2 separate regions of the Homo sapiens genome follow, and region 1 is linked to region 2. A link is an interaction called in ENCODE POLR2A ChIA-PET data of the cell type or tissue named here. Cell type or tissue: Caco-2. All regions are shown on one strand. Each heading gives the region's core, and the rest is flanking DNA. Links, peaks and the distances in the headings are about the cores only. Region 1 overlaps DLG2 (discs large MAGUK scaffold protein 2). Region 2 overlaps DLG2 (discs large MAGUK scaffold protein 2).

Region 1 (9,482 bases), core at 3,111-5,610, 84 kb after region 2:
AAGCCAAAATTGACAAATGGGATCTAATTAAACTAAAGAGCTTCTGCACAGCAAAAGAAACTACCATCAGAGTGAACAGGCAACCTACAGAATGGGAGAAAATATTTGCAATCTACCCATCTGACAAAGGACTAATATCCAGAATCTACAATGAACTCCAACAAATTTACAAGAATAAAACAAACAACCCCATCAACAAGTAGGTGAAGGATATGAACAGACACTTCTCAAAAGAAGACATTTATGCTACCAACAGACACATGAAAAAATGCTCATCATCACTGGCCATCAGAGAACTGCAAATCCCACAATGAGATACCATCTCACACCAGTTAGAATGGCGATGATTAAAAAGCAGGAAACAACAGGTGCTGGAGAGGATGTGGAGAAATAGGAACACTTTTACACTGCTGGTGGGACTATAAACTGGTTCAACCATTGTGGAAAGACAGTGTGGCTATTCCTCAGGGATCTAGAACTAGAAATACCATTTGACCCAGCCATCCCATTACTGGGTATATACCCAAAGGATTATAAATCATGCTGCTATAAAGATAGATGCACAGGTATGTTTATTGCGGCACTATTCACAATAGCAAAGACTTGGAACCAACCCAAATGTCCAACAATGATAGACTGGATTAAGAAAATGTGGCACATATACACCATGGAATACTATGCAGCCATAAAAATGATGAGTTCATGTCCTTTGTAGGGACATGGATGAAGCTGGAAACCATCATTCTCAGCAAACTATCGCAAGGACAAAAAACCAAACAGCTCACGTTCTCACTCATAGGTGGGAATTGAAAAATGAGAAAACATGGACACAGGAAAGGGAACATCACACACCAGGGCCTGTTGTGGGGTGGGGGGAAGGGGGAGGGATAGCATTAGGAGATATGCCTAATGTTAAATGACGAGTTAATTGGTCCAGCACACCAACAAGGCACATGTATACATATGTAACAAACCTGCACATTGTGCACATGTACCCTAAAACTTAAAGTATAATATAAATAAATAAATAAATAAAATGATGCAATAATTAAATAAAAATACAGTATAAAGTTGCTGGTTAAATGATGAAAGAATAGTTTCTGAACTGCACATGTGATTTCTGTAGAAAAATTTGTATTACTCGTTTATTGCTTATTTCTTGAACAGGAGTAGATATTTAGAATTACTGTTTGTAACTAAGGTGTTCCTCACAATCCAAGCCAGAACTGCGTCTCGAATGTATTTCCCACCATTTCTCTGAGCTCCAGCCCTCTCCAAATCCTACTCTTTATCAGTGCAGCTTCTCACCATTGCTCAGTCACACAGGATTGGGGGAGAGAAGAGGGCAGAAGGGGTGGCTTTGCACCTCCCCATTGGGCAGGCCTTTCCTCTGCCTGAACTGTGCTTTGCTAGTTCTCTACCTAACAATTTCCTACTCATTCTTTAATTCGCTAAAATGGTGCCTTTGAGCTGTCTCCAGCTGCCCCACCCAGCTTCCCCTGGCTCCCTCCGTGGTGCCCTCACAAACTGTTTACAAATTTCCAACATAGCAATTATTGCACACTGTGAGCTCTTCCCTTTGTGTTCCCTATGCTTACTATAGCCATGTTGCTGCCTAAGGGACACACGTAGGGAAATAAGACTCAGCAACACATCCCATTCAACAACAGCCAGCATAAGAAATGGTAAGCTTTTAAGCCAGGTGCAGTGGCTCCTGCCTGTAGTCGCAGCTACTTGGGAGGCTGAGGTGAGAGAATTGCTTGAGCCCAGGGGTTTGAGCCTAGCCTGGGCAACATAATGAGACCCTGGCTCTTTAAAAAAAAAAAAAAAAAAGTTTGCTTCTTTTACATTCCCTCTTCCCAGAGAGGGAAGCTTTTTCTAATTTACACAGGCACTTTTTGCTATTGGAGGGCTGAGTGTAATATTTGACAAAAACAATCAATGCTTATCTAATAATAATAAAAATACTTATCATTTATTAACCATTTACCATGCTAACCCCTTTCATGCGTGGTTCCATTTAGCACTATAATAGCCTATGATGGAGGTAACAGCACCCCATTTCTCTGAAATCTTCACATAGTGGATATTGCTGTCAAATAAATTATCTTCTACTAGGGTGAGCTCCACTGACATGAGACTTGAGAATGAGTAGACCGTAAAAATGTCATTTATTAGACACAATTTTCCAGGCACCGTACTAAGCACTGCAAGTGCATTTACTCATAAGTGGAATGCAATTGTTATGTGAATGGCATGTCCAATCAAGGTGCAAAAATTCCTCCCCAGGCAGAAGAAGCATTGAAGGAAAACAATAGCATGTTCTCTCTGGCTTTAAAGTGACAATTGGTTTACAGTAACAGACTCACCCGGTGATCACTAGTGTCTAGTACAGAAATAAGAATGAACCTGCTGGGCTATGAATTCAGCATAGATAGAAAAGAATGTGTGTGTGTGTGTGTGTGTGTGTGTCTGTGTGTGTGTGTTTGAGCAAGTGAGAGGAAGACAGAGAGGGTTTTTTTTTTTTTCTCAAAACGTAGTATTGGAGGGCAGTTTGCGGTGTTTTATTTCCTTGAAGTGTGTTTATGTATCTTCATGGCTTTTATCTCTAAAATCTTGGAGGAATTTAAATCCTAGCCAAGTGAGGATATATACTTTTATCAGCTAGTATTCCAAGTTTAGCAAGCAATGTTTGCTTTTTCCCTTCCAAAAAAAAAAAAAAAAAAAAACGGATGGTTCAGAAACTTTTGAGCCACTCACATGCTCTCACATTGTAAATGTGATTCACTCCTCTGACTGGCCCTGCTTGTCATAGAAAACACAGTCTACTTGCATTTAGCATCTGAAAGATACCTCAAGGAAATATTTAGATGGGAGACACCGTGAGAGCTATACCGAAGAGCCTGAGACAGAAAACAAGGGGCCTGTGTTCTCATCCCACCCTTCCACTCTCCTACTGCATGACCAAACTCCCTAGCGAGAGTCCTAATCCCCGTGATGCATCCTGCTAAAACGGGACTACAGGCTAGGAGTCTCAGCTGTAATGGATTTGCCTCTATTTGCAAGTTCCCCCTCTTTTCATTGAAGTAGGAAGAAGTGAGAATTATTCAATCAGTCACAACATTATAATGAATGCTGTTTATTATTGCACTTGATTTGTTGGTTTGCCCTCAATCACTCCTAGGACATGAATGCTGCAAGTGACCTCTTACTCTCTGAGTCTGGAGTGACATCAGATGGTGGGGGGTAAAGAGCGCACTGTCAGCTCCTGAAACTGAGTCAACATCCAAGGGGGTAAAGCTGAATACCCTCTCCTATCTGAAGGAGGGAGGGAGGGAGGGAGGGAATGAGGGGAGGTAGAAAGAAAGAACATCTTCCTAGTATAGAGTCTGAATGCTGTAAAGAACCATCAGGGTCATCTCACTTAACTCCCTGATGGTCAGAAAAGGAAGCTGATGTTCAGGGAGCAAAAGTGACTTTCCTAAGCTCACATAGATAAGGAGGACCCAGGCCAGGGCCAGGAATCTTGCCTCTGATTTGCACCACATTTATAGCTTAAATATTTGCCTATTGGCCTTCACTAGACATTAAGCCCCACAAGCAAAGTATCTTGTGTGTGTTAGTTCACAGCTATATTCCGTCCCCTAGTGTGAGCCTCCATACTACGCGCTCAAGAAATAACTGATGAATGAAGAGATGAACCAAAACTTACGCCCAGGTCTCACATCTCTCAGCCCTTTCAGCTTGCACTTTCTCCCAAGACATCTCTGATATGCCTTGTGAGTTTTTAACAGTATATTAAGGGGGAGTTGTATCAAAAGTAGAAACTGTTCCAAATAAATCTATTCAACCTGGATGTTCTTTGTCTATAACCCATTACTTACAACATACACTAACTCACAAGGTATATTTCTTGATTCAGTCTTGAAATGCGAGCAAGGTTAATTTGACTTAGACAAAAGAAATGGCTTGAGAGATGGAGTACCATAAGAGATGGGGTACCATAAGTCTGAGAGATGGAGTACCATGAGTAGTCAAAAAGGAAAAAAGCACTGTGAATTTTGTCTTCTGAAGTAGGCACGTAGCTACTGCATTTCTGAAAGTAACTTGTGATAGAGGAAGGAAAATATGCTCTGTAGGTGGAGAGATTTGGGTTCCAGTTAGGACTTTCCTGTTTTCTAGATTTGTGACCTTGAACAAGTTACCACTGAGCCTCATTACAAGTGGTGATGATAATGTGAAGTAGGCATTATTATTAAATTCATGATGCAGATGAAGAAAATGAATCCTAAAAAAGTTAAATAACTAGTCCAAGGTCAGATGGCCAGTGATTTGAATCAAACTTATTAGCAAGGACTCTCAAAAAGAAAATGTGTCTAATAGAGAAGCAGTGTGCCTGGCCCGTCTGACACCAGGATTGGACTCTTGTCCCTGCCTTGTGCACTTTCCTTACTTAACAAATGCCTGGGAGCATATAACCACACTGGCCTCACCCCGTAACATCACGTGACTACATTTGAACAAACTATATTATGAAACAGTCATTGAGCTCTCCCTTCCTGCCTGTAATAGGTCACAGCATCTGTTCCTCTACTGCAGACAACAGCTATTAACCAATTCTTCCGTCAGCCAACATTGCTTAGGCAATTAACTACTGTGTACTCAGCAACTGCTAAGCCCTGGAAGAATCCAAACCGAAAACAAAACAGTAGTGAAGTTTGGTCTTTGGAGTCCGAGACAGCTGAGTTTGAATCCCAGTTCTGCCACTTGCCGGCTGGGCAAAATTATGTTATCTCTCTAAGCCTCAGTTTTCTCATTTGTATTGTAGATTTATATAGAAAAAGGTATTTGTGTTGTGTTTGTGTGTGTGTGTTTGCCTGTATGTGTATATGTCATAGTGTTATGGGGAGGATTCAATGAGATAATTAGTGCAAAATGTTTAAGAAGGTATGTTGTGACAATGGCACAGAGGAGAGCTCAATAAGTATTAGTTGCTAGTATTAAGAATGTATATTCTGGCCAGGCATGGTGGCTCACGCCTGTAATCCCAGCACTTTGGGAGGCCAAGGCAGGTGGATCATGAGGTCAGGAGATCGAGACCATCCTGGCTAACTGGTGAAACCCCATCTCTACTAAAAAAAAAAAAAAAAAAAAAATTAGCCAGGCGTGGTGGTGTGCACCTGTAGTCCCAGCTACTCGGGAGGCTGAGGCAGAAGAATGGCGTGAACCCGGGAGGCAGAGTTTGCAGTGAGTTGAGATCGTGCCACTGCACTCCAACCTGGGCTTGACACACTGTCTCAAAAAAAAAAAAAAAGATGTATATTCTAAATGGGAAAAAGACACAATTTGAGTTATCAAAGAACAGTTGTGACGGTTAATACTGAGTATCAACTTGATTGGATGGAAGGATGCAAAGTATTGATCCTGGATGTGTCTGTGAGGGTGTTGCCAAAGGAGATTAGCATTTGAGTCAGTGGGCTGGGAAAGGCAGACCCACCCTTAATCTGGGTGGGTACCATCTAATCAGCTACCAGCATGGCTAGTATATAAAGCAGTCATAAAAATGTGAAAAGACTAGACTGGCCTAACCTCCCAGACTACATCTTTCTCCCCTGCTGGATGCTTTCTGCCCTTAAACATCTGACTCCATGTTCTTTAGTTTTGAGACTCGGATTGGCTGTCTTTCCTCCTCAGCTTGCAGATGGCCTTTTGTGGGACCTTGTGATCTTGTGAGTTAATACTTGTTAAACTCATATATACATATATATATATATATATATATATATATATATATATATATAATAAAAATATATATGTAAATATAAATAAAAAACAATATCGCATCCCTGGAGGGATTATGGAGATTAGTGCCACCATCAAGGACTTAAAAGATGCAGGGGTGGTGATTCCCACCACATCCCCATTTAACTCTTTTATTTATTTATATATATCTATATATCCTATAGATATCTATATAGATATCTATAGGATATATATACTTAGGATATATATCTTTAGGATATTTAGGATATATATATGGATATATATATAGAGGATATATATGTGTATATATATGGATATATATATATAGGGTATATATATGTGTATATATATACAGATATATATATAGGATATATGTATGTGTGTATATATATATATATCCTATTTGTTCTGTCCCTCTAGAGAACCCTAATACAGATTTTGGTACCAGGAGTGGTTCTAAAGGAACAGAATATTAAGGATGGAGTTCTTTCATTAGTTTTGGGGGTTTTTGGAATTGGCTTCTTAGTATGATTAGACCCAAAAATGCTAAGGACCCTACTTCTAGTAGCATGGAGAACACTGATAGTCCTTGGCATGAACTGTTTAGAGAGTTATGCAAAATAAATGCATTTGACATTCCTGATTCACCATTTGTGAGAGGCAAGGAGTTTATTGACTCTATACATAATACTTTTGACCATATGTGGAGAACCAAGGAACATAATGAAGCTGCTTGGTTGCTCCTAAGTTCAGTAGACAAAGTGATGAAAGAAAAGGATGAACCCAGGGATTCTAACTCCCAGCTTCAGAGGCAGACACTGAGCCTCAGATTGCTAAGATTGCCCTGAGTGAGAGTCTCATCTCCTATGTGAAAGATGAAATTGTGGAAAAACAGGCACAAACTCTTATCATGCGAGTGGCTGACCTGCAATGAAAGGTGCATGCACAGTCTCATCAGATGTCTATGGTTAAAGTGAGGGCATTGATTGGAAAAGAATGGGACCCTGCAACTTACAATAGAAACGTGTGAGAGAACCCTGATAAAGCTGGGGACACTAAGTTTGTAAATTCTGATGAACCTTTTTTTGCCAGAAGAAACAGCTTCCCCATCCCCAGTAGTGTCAACATCCCCTCCCAACCCATGCTGCCATCAGCCTTTCCACATTTGTCTGAGGAGATAAACCCTGTGCTGCCTGAGGCAAATGTGATGGCCTCCCCTGAGGCAGGTGCCAGGCAAGATAATGTTGATTCTCCTCAGGAGCCACCTCCAACACCCCTATTTGCGTCTAGACCTATAACTAGACTAAACTTCTGGCTGGTGCCTAGAGGGAGGTTGAGAGTGTGACCCATGAGGAGGTGCACTACACTCAAAAATCAATGCTTTGAATATAAACATAAATCTGGAGAACAGGCATGGAAATGGATATTAAAGGTGTGAGATAATGGTGGAAGGAACATAGAGTTGGATCAGGCTGAATTTATTGATTTGGGCCCACTAGGGACTCTGCATTTAATGTTGCAGCTCAGGGACTTAGAAAAGGTTCTAGTAGTTTGTTTGCTTGTTTAGCTGAAATATGGATTAAAAGATGGCCCACTGTGAGCGAGCTGGAAATTCTAGGACCAAGTTTAGTGGAAACTGAACGTTTGACTACGGGTCATCCAGTTGCCATGAGACCTGAACTGCCAATCATGAACTAAGTGCTTTCTGACCCATCTAGCCATAGAGTGGGCCGTGCACAGCAGCATTCCATCAGCAAATGGAAGTGGTATATACATGATTGGTCTCAAGTAGGTCCTGAAGGCACAAGTAAGTTACATGATGAAGTGGCTCAAATGTCCATGGTCTCCACTCCTGCCACCCTGCACCAATGGCCTCATGGGGAGTTCCCTATGATCAGTAGACAGAGGAAGAGAAGACTGGGTCCTGGTTCACAGATGATTCTGCACGATATCCAGATACCACCCAAAAGTGGACAGCTGCAGCACTACAGCCCCTTTCTAGGACATCCCTGAAGGACAGCCATGAAGGGAAATCTTCCCAGTGGGCAGAACTTAGAGCAGTGCACCTGGTTTTGCGCTTTGCATGGAAGGAGAAATGGCCAGATGTGCAATTATATACTGATTCATGGGCTGTAGCCAGTGGTTTGGCTGGATGGTCAGGGACTTGGAAGAAGCATGATTGGAAAATTGGTGACAAAGAAATTTGGGGAAGAGGTATATGGATGGACCTCTCTGAGAGGTAAAAAAACATGAAGATATTTGTATCCCATGTGAGTCCTCACCAATGGGTGACCTCAGCAGAGGAGGATTTTAATAATCAAGTATATAGGATGACCTGTTCTGTGGACGCCACTCAGTCTTTTTCCCCAGCCACCCCTGTCATCGCCCAATGGGCCCATGAACAACGTGGCCATGGTGGCAGGGATGGAGATTATGCATGGGCTCAGCAACATGGGCTTCCACTCACCAGGGATGACCTGGCTACAGCCACTGCTGAGTGCCCCATTTGCCAGCAGCAGAGACCAACACTGAGCCCTCAATATGGCACCATTCCTCAGGGTGATCAGCCAGCTACCTGGTGGCAGGTTATATATATATTGCACCTCTTCCATCACGGAAAGAGCAGAGGTTTGTCCTCACTGGAATAGACACTTACTCTGGATATGGGTATGCCTGTCCTGCACACAATGCTTCTGCCAAGACTACCATCTGTGGACTCATGAAGTGCCTTATCCACTGTCATGGTACACACATTGTTACACACACCCCACACAGCATTGCCTCTGACCAAGGCACTCACTTTATGGCTAAAGAAGTGTGGCTGCTCATGGAATTCACTGGTCTTACTATGTTCCCCATCATCCTGAAACAACTGGATTGATAGAATGGTGAAATAGCTTTGTAAGTCACAATTACAACTCCAACTAAGTGACAATACTTTGCAGGGCTGGGGCAAAGTTCTCCAGAAGGCCACGTATGCTCTGAATCAGCAACTAATATATGGTACTGTTTCTCCCATAGCCAGGATTCACGGGTCCAGGAATCAACGGGTGGAAGTGGAAGCGGCACCACTCACCATCACTCCTAGTGATCCACTAGCAAATTTTTTGCTTCCTCCTCCCACAACATTACATTCTGCTGGCCTAGATAGTCTGCTGGCCTAGGTAGTCTTAGTTCCAGAGGGAGGAATGCTGCCACCAGGAGACACAACGATTCTGTTAAATGGGAAGTTAAGATTGCCACCTGGACACTTTGGGCTCCTCCTACTTTTAAGTCAGCAGGCTAAAAAGGAAGTTACAGTGTTGGCTGGGGTGACTGACCCAGACTGTCAAGATGAAATCAGTCTACTACTTCATAATGGAGGTAAGGAAGAGTATGCATGGAATACAGGAGATTCGTTAGGGTGTCTCTTAGTATTACTGTGCCCTGTGATTAAGGTCAGTGGGAAACTACAATAACCCAATCCAGGAAGGGATAGCCCAGGCCCTTTAGGAATCAAGGTTTAGGTCACTCTACCAGGAAAAAAACCATGACCTGCTGAGGTGCTTGCTGAAGGCAAAGGGAATACTGAATGGGTAGTAGAAGAAGTCATCAATACCAGCTATGACCACATGACCAGCTGCAGAAACTAGGAGTGTAATTGTCATAAGGATTTCCTCCTTCTTTTGTTAAAAACATGTTTGTGCATGTAACCTGTACTAAGAAAATATCTTCATTTT
Region 2 (9,482 bases), core at 4,606-7,105:
CAGATTTAGGGCAGGGGCAGACAGCTTTATACACCTCAGTAGCCTTGAAGATACTACTGCATGATACACAGTACCAAAAATGACATGTTGAATGATAGTCATGAGACTTCAGAAGAATTTAAATTATGTTCAGTATACTCTGTTTGCTAAAGCAGTGAAGCGTAACATCTATTTTAGAGAAAGTTCTGCCTGAATAATTCATTTACATTTAATATATGACTCCCAAAGATCCTAATAATGAGCTTTAGTGTATATGAAGATCTAAAGTTTATTAAGTAGCTAGTATTAAAGGGTCTCTATCAGTATATTACCTCATTTAGCCTCAAAATAACCTGCTGGGAAAGTACTCTTGAATCCAAATGCAGATGAGCAACCCTAAAGCTGGGACAGAGGAAATCAATGTTTGAAGATCACACGGCCAGCAGTATTAGAACCATTTTGACTTAAAAATCCAGACTCTTTCTACTACACTGTCATTAGCCTAAACTTTTCCAATAAGCAGCCATATTCTGACTGAAATGAGAAGCTATTAAATATTGTAAAACTGAAATATGTGCTTGGGGTTTGTTGTCCCATCTTTCACTTTAAGATGGTGCTCAGGAGTTTCTGAAACGTTTTGCTGGGAATGAGTAGACGATGATAACTTCTCTGAAAGAACAGCCAAAGAGGACAGACAGAACATGCGTGGAGCTGAGAAAAGTATTCCAGTAACAGTTGATCTCATTTTTTTTCCCTTCTCGGAAATGCAGAATTAAACCTGTGCCATCTTGCCCATGCAAAACACATATCCTCTGAAATGATTTTGAGATGTAAATTAATTCCCACCCCGGAGCAAATAGCAAATCAACCAGGCAACCTAGTCCTGTAGACTAAAATAGGGAGCATCAGACCATGACTCTCTCTTGCCTGACTTTGGGATCCTAAACAAGCCACTTAATTGTCCTATGCCTCAGTCTCTTCAGATGCAAAAGGAAGATGATAATATTGGCCTTCTTAAGATGTTGTAAAGATAGGCATAAGAATGTCAGTATTTTGAAAGGTCAAATATTCTTACAATTGTAGAGTTTATTTTTATTCTATAAGCCAGTTTTGGTTTTTGTGTTTGTTTGTTTGTTTGTTTGTTTGTTTGTTTTGAGACAGGGAGCTCACTCTGTCTTCCAGGTGGGAGTGCAGTGGTGCAGCCTCAGCTCACTGCAGCCTCCGCCTCCAAGGCTCAAGTGATCCTCCCACCTCAGCCTCCTGAGTAGCTAGGACTAAGGAACACACCACCATGTCTGGCTAATTTTTTTTTTTTGGGGTAGAGATGGGGTTTTGCCTCAGCCTCCTGAGTAGCTGGGGCGACTATAGGCACACACTACCATGACTGGATAATTTTGTTTATTTATTTATTTAATTTTGGTAGAGACGGGGTTTTGCCATATTGCCCTGGTCTCAAACTTTTGGGCTAAAGAGATCCTGCCACCTCGGCCTCCCAAAGTACTGGGATTACAGGCATGAGCCACTGTGTCTGACCAAGTTTTACTCTATGTTTCCTAGATTAAAAAGTAGAAAATTTTATCTCATTCTTTTTATTTTCTTCACCAAATATTCTTTGAGCACATACCATGTGTGGGTACAGTGGAGGCACAGAGTTGAATTAGAGATATATCCCACTCTCAGATAGCTCATGATCCTGCTACTTAATTTTGATGTCTCTTGATCCCGCTCATGAGACATGTTGATCATGCTGTCACTGATGTTACCTAATTTAATCTTTATTTTATCTTTTGAAGTAGGTATCTATCCATCCCTATTTTATAGATACAACTGTTGAGCCTTGGCAATGACTGAACTGGAACTAACCCCAGTTATTCTGACTCCCTAAACTCAGATCTCCTTTGATCATCACAGAATTGCTTCACTGTCTCAGTGAAGAAAACAAGTATATTCATAATGAGCTCCGGTAAAAATCTGATGACAGTGAGGAATCTAAGGTAGGAACTAAAAGCTATGAGAACTGAGAGAGGAGAACAATTAATTTTAGATTAGGTCGATTCTCAGAATGTATTTTCATAAGAAGAAACATTTGAAATAGATTAGGAAGAATAACCAGAAAAAAAACAGAAAAAGAAAAAATGATAAGCAGGAGGAGCATGTACAAAAGTGTGGAGATGAACAGGTAAATGTTATGTTTGGGAACAATGAACATAATGGGATTAAAACGTGGAAACTGCAGACTGAATTTTTTTAAGATAGATTAGGTTCAGGTGAATGGAATCTTGAATATCATGTAAAGTAACTTGGGACTCTAAATAGTAAGGATTTTGAGCAGAGGAGTGATGTAGACATATTGGTGATTTAGAAATTATCCCAATGGCGATGGGAAGGATGGATCATAGGCGGCTGAGACCAGAGGTTGGTAAACCAGTTGGGGATTATTATAATAACATAGGCAAGGATAAAGAAGGACCTGGATTAAAGCACAGGCAATGGGAATAAATGAAGAGGAGCAAGGCAACATTCTAAATTATATTCAATAGTGATAGCAATGTTAGATTTGAAGGAAAGGGAGAAGTCAATGATGAGCCTGAGGTTTCTGGCTTGGGTGGTTGGATACACGGCTATGTCATTAACTAGGAAAGGAAACACAGGAGAAGAAGCCAGTGTTATGGGAGGAAAATTATTTTTTATTATGTCAACTTTAAGGGAGGGAAGAATGGACATCCTCCCCTTACATCAGATCATTGAAGCCAACTTTGATGATTTGATGTGATGACAGTCATAGTCATAGTTAAATCTTAATCTTAAATCTTGTTGTTTTTGTGCATATTTTATTTGATTCAGTTATATTGTTTGAGCTAATTTTAGGGTTAAAATAAGGTCCACTGTGCTGTGAGACTTTTATGTTCAGATCATGTTCTTGCCAATATGCAAAACAAAGGAATAAATGCATTTTAAGGGTTGTATAAGTTTCTTGCCTTAATATCTGCAAATTTATTTGCATCTGGGTAACATTTTGATATATTGTCTTATAATGCACCTATTACGACATCATCTCTACCTAATCAAGGGCATAGTTATGAGATTAAGGGCCAGTAAATTGATAATGGCAGACTTTTGTTTGTTTTTGAAACTCTTGTCATCCATTCTTTTTGTTCATTACGTTCTTCTATAAATTGTTTGCAATGTGATACTTTACATGTTAAAATGAACTTGCATTTCGGTTAGATGGTGTCTCCAAAAGGCTGGAGAATCAAAGACTGAAAAAAATAGGAGTAATTCAGTTTGCTGAGGATCAGCCTGAGACCGCATCAGTAACAGCATTTTTAGTTCCGTACAAAGTAATTTGGTTGTGGAGAAGTCCTACAGCAAATCAGCCTGAATTGTTCAGTTTAATTGTGGTCACAGAGCCACTTGTGCAGTAACATTAATTACAATGAATGTTTTAGCCATTAAAGCCTGCCATTAATTTGGTTCCTTAGATGGATTCTTAATGGTAAGAAAAATGAGGAGGATGCCCTGTTTATCTCATTTAATGCCTGGAACACAGTAAGTTATCAACAGTTTGTCCTCAGTTTCCTCAACTGCAAAATGCAAATGATAATAGTCCTTACACAGCTGGATTTTGAGAATTGTAAGAGAAAAGACTTAATACATTATCTAGCATAAAAGCACTTAATGCCTTCATTAATAGTTGAAACCCCAGTGCAGCAATGCTTTATTTAATACCCAAGAGCTGGGAGAAAACTCACCTCACATTTTATTTACATTTGAGAAACAAAGGGCCTAGAAAGAAGTGGTTTTTTTTTCCCATAAATAGATTTATTGCTTGTAAAGATTTTTTGCTCTGAGATAATTTAAATAACTTCTGTAGTCAGAATGAGCTTTTATACCATATGCATTGATAAAAGAATATGTCTAAATATCTGTATAATGTGAAAAGCTGAGAAACTCATTACCACCATGACATAAAGCCATTAGGAATTTCATTAATTGCTGTGGTACAGAAAGTGGAAGATCTACCTTTTAGTTCAAACTCAGCTCAGCTGTATGGAGCCTAAGCCTATTCTATTTCTTCCTAAAATCTGGACCATCTTTAAAGTAGGGACGAGTGGGAGCCCACTTGCTTTTGCTGAGAAATTCCATACAAACCTTCCAAGACCAAGTATTGCAACTCTCCTGGGAATGGACATTTCACAATTCCCATGGCAGCTCAAGAATTAGAAGCAACCCAAAGCCACCTCTTCTAGTCCTACCCTTCCTTCCCATCCAATTTATAAATCCTCTTCTAAGTATCCTTTATACATGGCTTCTCTTCAACAACCTCTATTCTTAGATAGTTTTCCCTGTATTTAATATAAACCTTGATTGCTTCAATGTACGACAATACAGCCTCTAATTTTATGCTTTTTGGACCAAATGAATGTTCTTTAAGCATGTTGTCAGTTTAAACAAGATCATGCATCTGAAATGTCTGTGTAAATTATACAGTGCTGTATAAAATTACTCAAGACTGTATTAACAAAGCTAAGACAGGCAATGATGCAACATATTTCTTAAATGCAACAATCCTTAAATTAGCTTCACACATAAAAGTTTATTTCTCATCCACAGTACATACCAATCAGGGCTTGAGGAAGGGCTCTGCTCCACACAGTCACTCAGTACTCACAATGATGGAGGGGCCACAATCTTAGAGCTGCACCATTAGAAATCAGTTCCTTGATAGCCAAGGCAGAAGAGAAAGGGTTGCATCCTGACACACTTGCTCATAGACCATTGACTGAAACATGCCACAGGGCCCTGCCTAAAGGGTCCAGGAAATACAGGGAACAGATCAGTATTTGGCAAGCCATAATTGTCTCTTTCCCAGTATTTCTGTCAAGGCTAAGCAAATCTAAGGGCCTTGTATTTTTTTACTTCCCATTTTAACCTTTTATTTGCTATTACACTTACCTAGGTTTACTTTTGGTTTACGATATATATAGCCATTTTTTAAGTAGTCTCAATAAGGACTTATTCAATGCTATATGGAGAAAAGGAATTATTGCATGCTGTTTAATCTGTCAAATGACAGCACTATTTTATCTTTTTTTTTCAAGCAGTGAGAATATTGTGACTTGGAGAATATTATAATTTTATCCTTATCAGCTAGGCAATTTTATGTTCGTGTTTTTACAAATATCAACTTCATACTTGCCAGGACTGGATTTCCACATGATTTTTATAGAGAGAAATGATCTCTCTATATAAATTCTTTTTTTTTCTTTTTTTTTTAATATATTTCTTTTTTTTATTATACTTTAAGTTTTAGGGTACATGTGCACATTGTGCAGGTTAGTTACATATGTATACATGTGCCATGCTGGTGCACTGCACCCACTAACTCGTCATCTAGCATTAGGTATATCTCCCAATGCTATCCCTCCCCCCTCCGCCAACCCCACCACAGTCCCCAGAGTGTGATATTCCCCTTCCTGTGTCCATGTGATCTCATTGTTCAATTCCCACCTGTGAGTGAGAATATGCGGTGTTTGGTTTTTTGTTCTTGCGATAGTTTACTGAGAATGATGATTTCCAATTTCATCCATGTCCCTACAAAGGACATGAACTAATCATTTTTTATGGCTGCATAGTATTCCATGGTGTATATGTGCCACATTTTCTTAATCCAGTCTATCATTGTTGGACATTTGGGTTGGTTCCAAGTCTTTGCTATTGTGAATAATGCCGCAATAAACATACGTGTGCATGTGTCTTTATAGCAGCAAGATTTATAGTCCTTTGGGTATATACCCAGTAATGGGATGGCTGGGTCAAATGGTATTTCTAGTTCTAGATCCCTGAGGACTCGCCACACTGACTTCCACAATGGTTGAACTAGTTTACAGTCCCACCAACAGTGTAAAAGTGTTCCTATTTCTCCACATCCTCTCCAGCACCTGTTGTTTCCTGACTTTTTAATGATTGCCATTCTAACTGGTGTGAGGTGGTATCTCATTGTGGTTTTGATTTGCATTTCTCTGATGGCCAGTGATGATGAGCATTTTTTCATGTGTTTTTTGGCTGCATAAATGTCTTCTTTTGAGAAGTGTCTGTTCATGTCCTTGGCCCACTTTTTGATGGGGTTGTTTGTTTTTTTCTTGTAAATTTGTTTGAGTTCATTGTAGATTCTGGATATTAGCCCTTTGTCAGATGAGTAGGTTGCGAAAATTTTCTCCCATTTTGTAGGCTGCCTGTTCACTCTGATGGTAGTTTCTTTTGCTGTGCAGAAGCTCTTTAGTTTAATTAGATCCCATTTGTCAATTTTGTCTTTTGTTGCCATTGCTTTTGGTGTTTTGGACATGAAGTCCTTGCCCATGCCTATGTCCTGAATGGTGATGCCTAGGTTTTTTTCTAGGGTTTTTATGGTTTTAGGTCTAACGTTTAAGTCTTTAATCCATCTTGAATTGATTTTTGTGTAAGGTGTAAGGAAGGGATCCAGTTTCAGCTTTCTACATATGGCTAGCCAGTTTTCCCAGCACCATTTATTAAATAGGGAATCCTTTCCCCATTGCTTGTTTTTCTCAGGTTTGTCAAAGATCAGATAGTTGTAGATATGCGGTGTTATTTCTCAGGGCTCTGTTCTGTTCCATTGATCTATATCTCTGTTTTGGTACCAGTACCATGCTGTTTTGATTACTGTAGCCTTGTAGTATAGTTTGAAGTCAGGTAGTGTGATGCCTCCAGCTTTGTTCTTTTGGCTTAGGATTGCCTTGGCGATGCGGGCTCTTTTTTGGTTCCATATGAACTTTAAAGTAGTTTTTTCCAATTCTGTGAAGAAAGTCATTGGTAGCTTGATAGGGATGGCATTGAATCTGTAAATTACCTTGGGCAGTATGGCCATTTTCACGATATTGATTCTTCCTACCCATGAGCATGGAATGTTCTTCCATTTGTTTGTATCCTCTTTTATTTCATTGAGCAGTGGTTTGTAGTTCTCCTTGAAGAGGTCCTTCACATCCCTTGTAAGTTGGATTCCTAGGTATTTTATTCTCTTTGAAGCAATTGTGAATGGGAGTTCACTCATGATTTGGCTCTCTGTTTGTCTGTTATTGGTGTATAAGAATGCTTGTGATTTTTGTACATTGATTTTGTATCCTGAGACTTTGCTGAAGTTGCTTACCAGCTTAAGGAGGTTTTGGGCTGAGACAATGGAGTTTTCTAGATATACAATCATGTCATCTGCAAACAGGGACAATTTGACTTCCTCTTTTCCTAATTGAATACCCTTTATTTCCTTCTCCTGCCTAATTGCCCTGGCCAGAACTTCCAACACTATGTTGAATAGGAGTGGTGAGAGAGGGCATCCCTGTCTTGTGCCAGTTTTCAAAGGGAATGCTTCCAGTTTTTGCCCATTCAGTATGATATTGGCTGTGGGTTTGTCATAGATAGCTCTTATTATTTTGAAATACGTCCCATCAATACCTAATTTATTGAGAGTTTTTAGCATGAAGGGTTGTTGAATTTTGTCAAAGGCCTTTTCTGCATCTATTGAGATAATCATGTGGTTTTTGTCTTTGGCTCTGTTTATATGCTGGATTACATTTATTGATTTGCGTATATTGAACCAGCCTTGCATCCCAGGGATGAAGCCCACTTGATCATAGTGGATAAGCTTTTTGATGTGCTGCTGGATTCGTTTTGCCAGTATTTTATTGAGGATTTTTGCATCAATGTTCATCAAGGATATTGGTCTAAAATTCTCTTTTTTGGTTGTGTCTCTGCCTGGCTTTGGTATCAGGATGATGCTGGCCTCATAAAATGAGTTAGGGAGGATTCCCTCTTTTTCTATTGATTGGAATAGTTTCAGAAGGAATGGTACCAGCTCCTCCTTGTACCTCTGATAGAATTCGGCTGTGAATCCATCTGGTCCTGGACTCTTTTGGGTTGGTAAACTATTGATTATTGCCACAATTTCAGCTCCTGTTATTGGTCTATTCAGAGATTCAACTTCTTCCTGGTTTAGTCTTGGGAGAGTGTATGTGTCGAGGAATTTATCCATTTCTTCTAGATTTTCTAGTTTATTTGCATAGAGGTGTTTGTAGTATTCTCTGATGGTAGTTTGTATTTCTGTGAGATCGGTGGTGATATCCCCTTTATCATTTTTTATTGTGTCTATTTGATTCTTGTCTCTTTTTTTCTTTATTAGTCTTGCTAGCGGTCTATCAATTTTGTTGATCCTTTCAAAAAACCAGCTCCTGGATTCATTAATTTTTTGAAGGGTTTTTGGTGTCTCTATTACCTTCAGTTCTGCTCTGATTTTAGTTATTTCTTGCCTTCTGCTAGCTTTTGAATGTGTTTGCTCTTGCTTTTCTAGTTCTTTTAATTGTGATGTTAGGGTGTCAATTTTGGATCTTTCCTGCTTTCTCTTGTGGGCATTTAGTGCTATAAATTTCCCTCTACACACTGCTTTGAATGTGTCCCAGAGATTCTGGTATGCTGTGTCTTTGTTCTCATTGGTTTCAAAGAACATCTTTATTTCTGCCTTCATTTCGTTATGTATCCAGTAGTCATTCAGGAGCAGGTTGTTCAGTTTCCATGTAGTTGAGCGGTTTTGAGTGAGATTCTTCATCCTGAGTTCTAGTTTGATTGCAGTGTGGTCTGAGAGACTGTTTGTTATAATTTCTGTTCTTTTACATTTGCTGAGGAGAGCTTTACTTCCAACTATGTGGTCAATTTTGGAATAGGTGTGGTGTGGTGCTGAAAAAAATGTATATTCTGTTGATTTGGGGTGGAGAGTTCTGTAGATGTCTATTAGGTCTGCTTGGTGCAGAGCTGAGTTCAATTGCTGGGTATCCTTGTTGACTTCTGTCTCGTTGATCTGTCTAATGTTGACAGTGGGGTGTTAAAGTCTCCCATTATTAATGTGTGGGAGTCTAAGTCTCTTTGTAGGTCACTCAGGACTTGCTTTATGAATCTGGGTGCTCCTGTATTGGGTGCATATATATTTAGGATAGTTAGCTCTTCTTGTTGAATTGATCCCTTTACTATTATGTAATGGCCTTCTTTGTCTCTTTTGATCTTTGTTGGTTTAAAGTCTGTTTTATCAGAGACTAGGATTGCAACCCCTGCCTTTTTTTGTTTTCCATTTGCTTGGTAGATCTTCCTCCATCCTTTTATTTTGAGCCTATGTGTGTCTCTGCACATGAGATGGGTTTCCTGAATACAGCACACTGCTGGGTCTTGACTCTTTATCCAATTTGCCAGTCTGTGTCTTTTAATTGGAGCATTTAGTCCATTTACATTTAAAGTTAATATTGTTATGTGTGAATTTGATCCTGTCATTATGATGTTAGCTGGTGATTTTGCTCGTTAGTTGATGCAGTTTCTTCCTAGTCTCGATGGTCTTTACATTTTGGCATGATTTTGCAGTGGCTGGTTCCGGTTGTTCCTTTCCATGTTTAGTGCTTCCTTCAGGAGCTCTTTTAGGGCAGGCCTGCTGGTGACAAAATCTCTCAGCA

Evidence for each region. ChIA-PET counts read pairs that join two places held together with the same protein. Peaks named below come from ENCODE experiments on the same cell type or tissue, not always from the same donor. Only the 100,000 strongest peaks of a DNase experiment are listed, where the experiment ranks them.
Region 1: POLR2A ChIA-PET joins it to region 2 with 5 read pairs; 3 of 35 experiments call an interaction of 5 or more read pairs at or near these places.

The regions. Positions count from the first base shown.
Region 1 is chr11:83,504,078-83,513,559 of GRCh38, reverse strand. The region is part of intron 21 of DLG2 (discs large MAGUK scaffold protein 2); the gene reads left to right. Among named protein-coding and RNA genes, the nearest start is that of DLG2-AS2, 130 kb to the left of the region's middle. In Caco-2, for the core only: no CTCF peak of the experiment used is centred there; a DNase peak (open chromatin) is centred at 4,490.
Region 2 is chr11:83,589,437-83,598,918 of GRCh38, reverse strand. All of the region lies in intron 19 of DLG2 (discs large MAGUK scaffold protein 2), which reads left to right. Among named protein-coding and RNA genes, the nearest start is that of DLG2-AS2, 44 kb to the left of the region's middle. In Caco-2, for the core only: no CTCF peak of the experiment used is centred there; no DNase peak of the experiment used is centred there.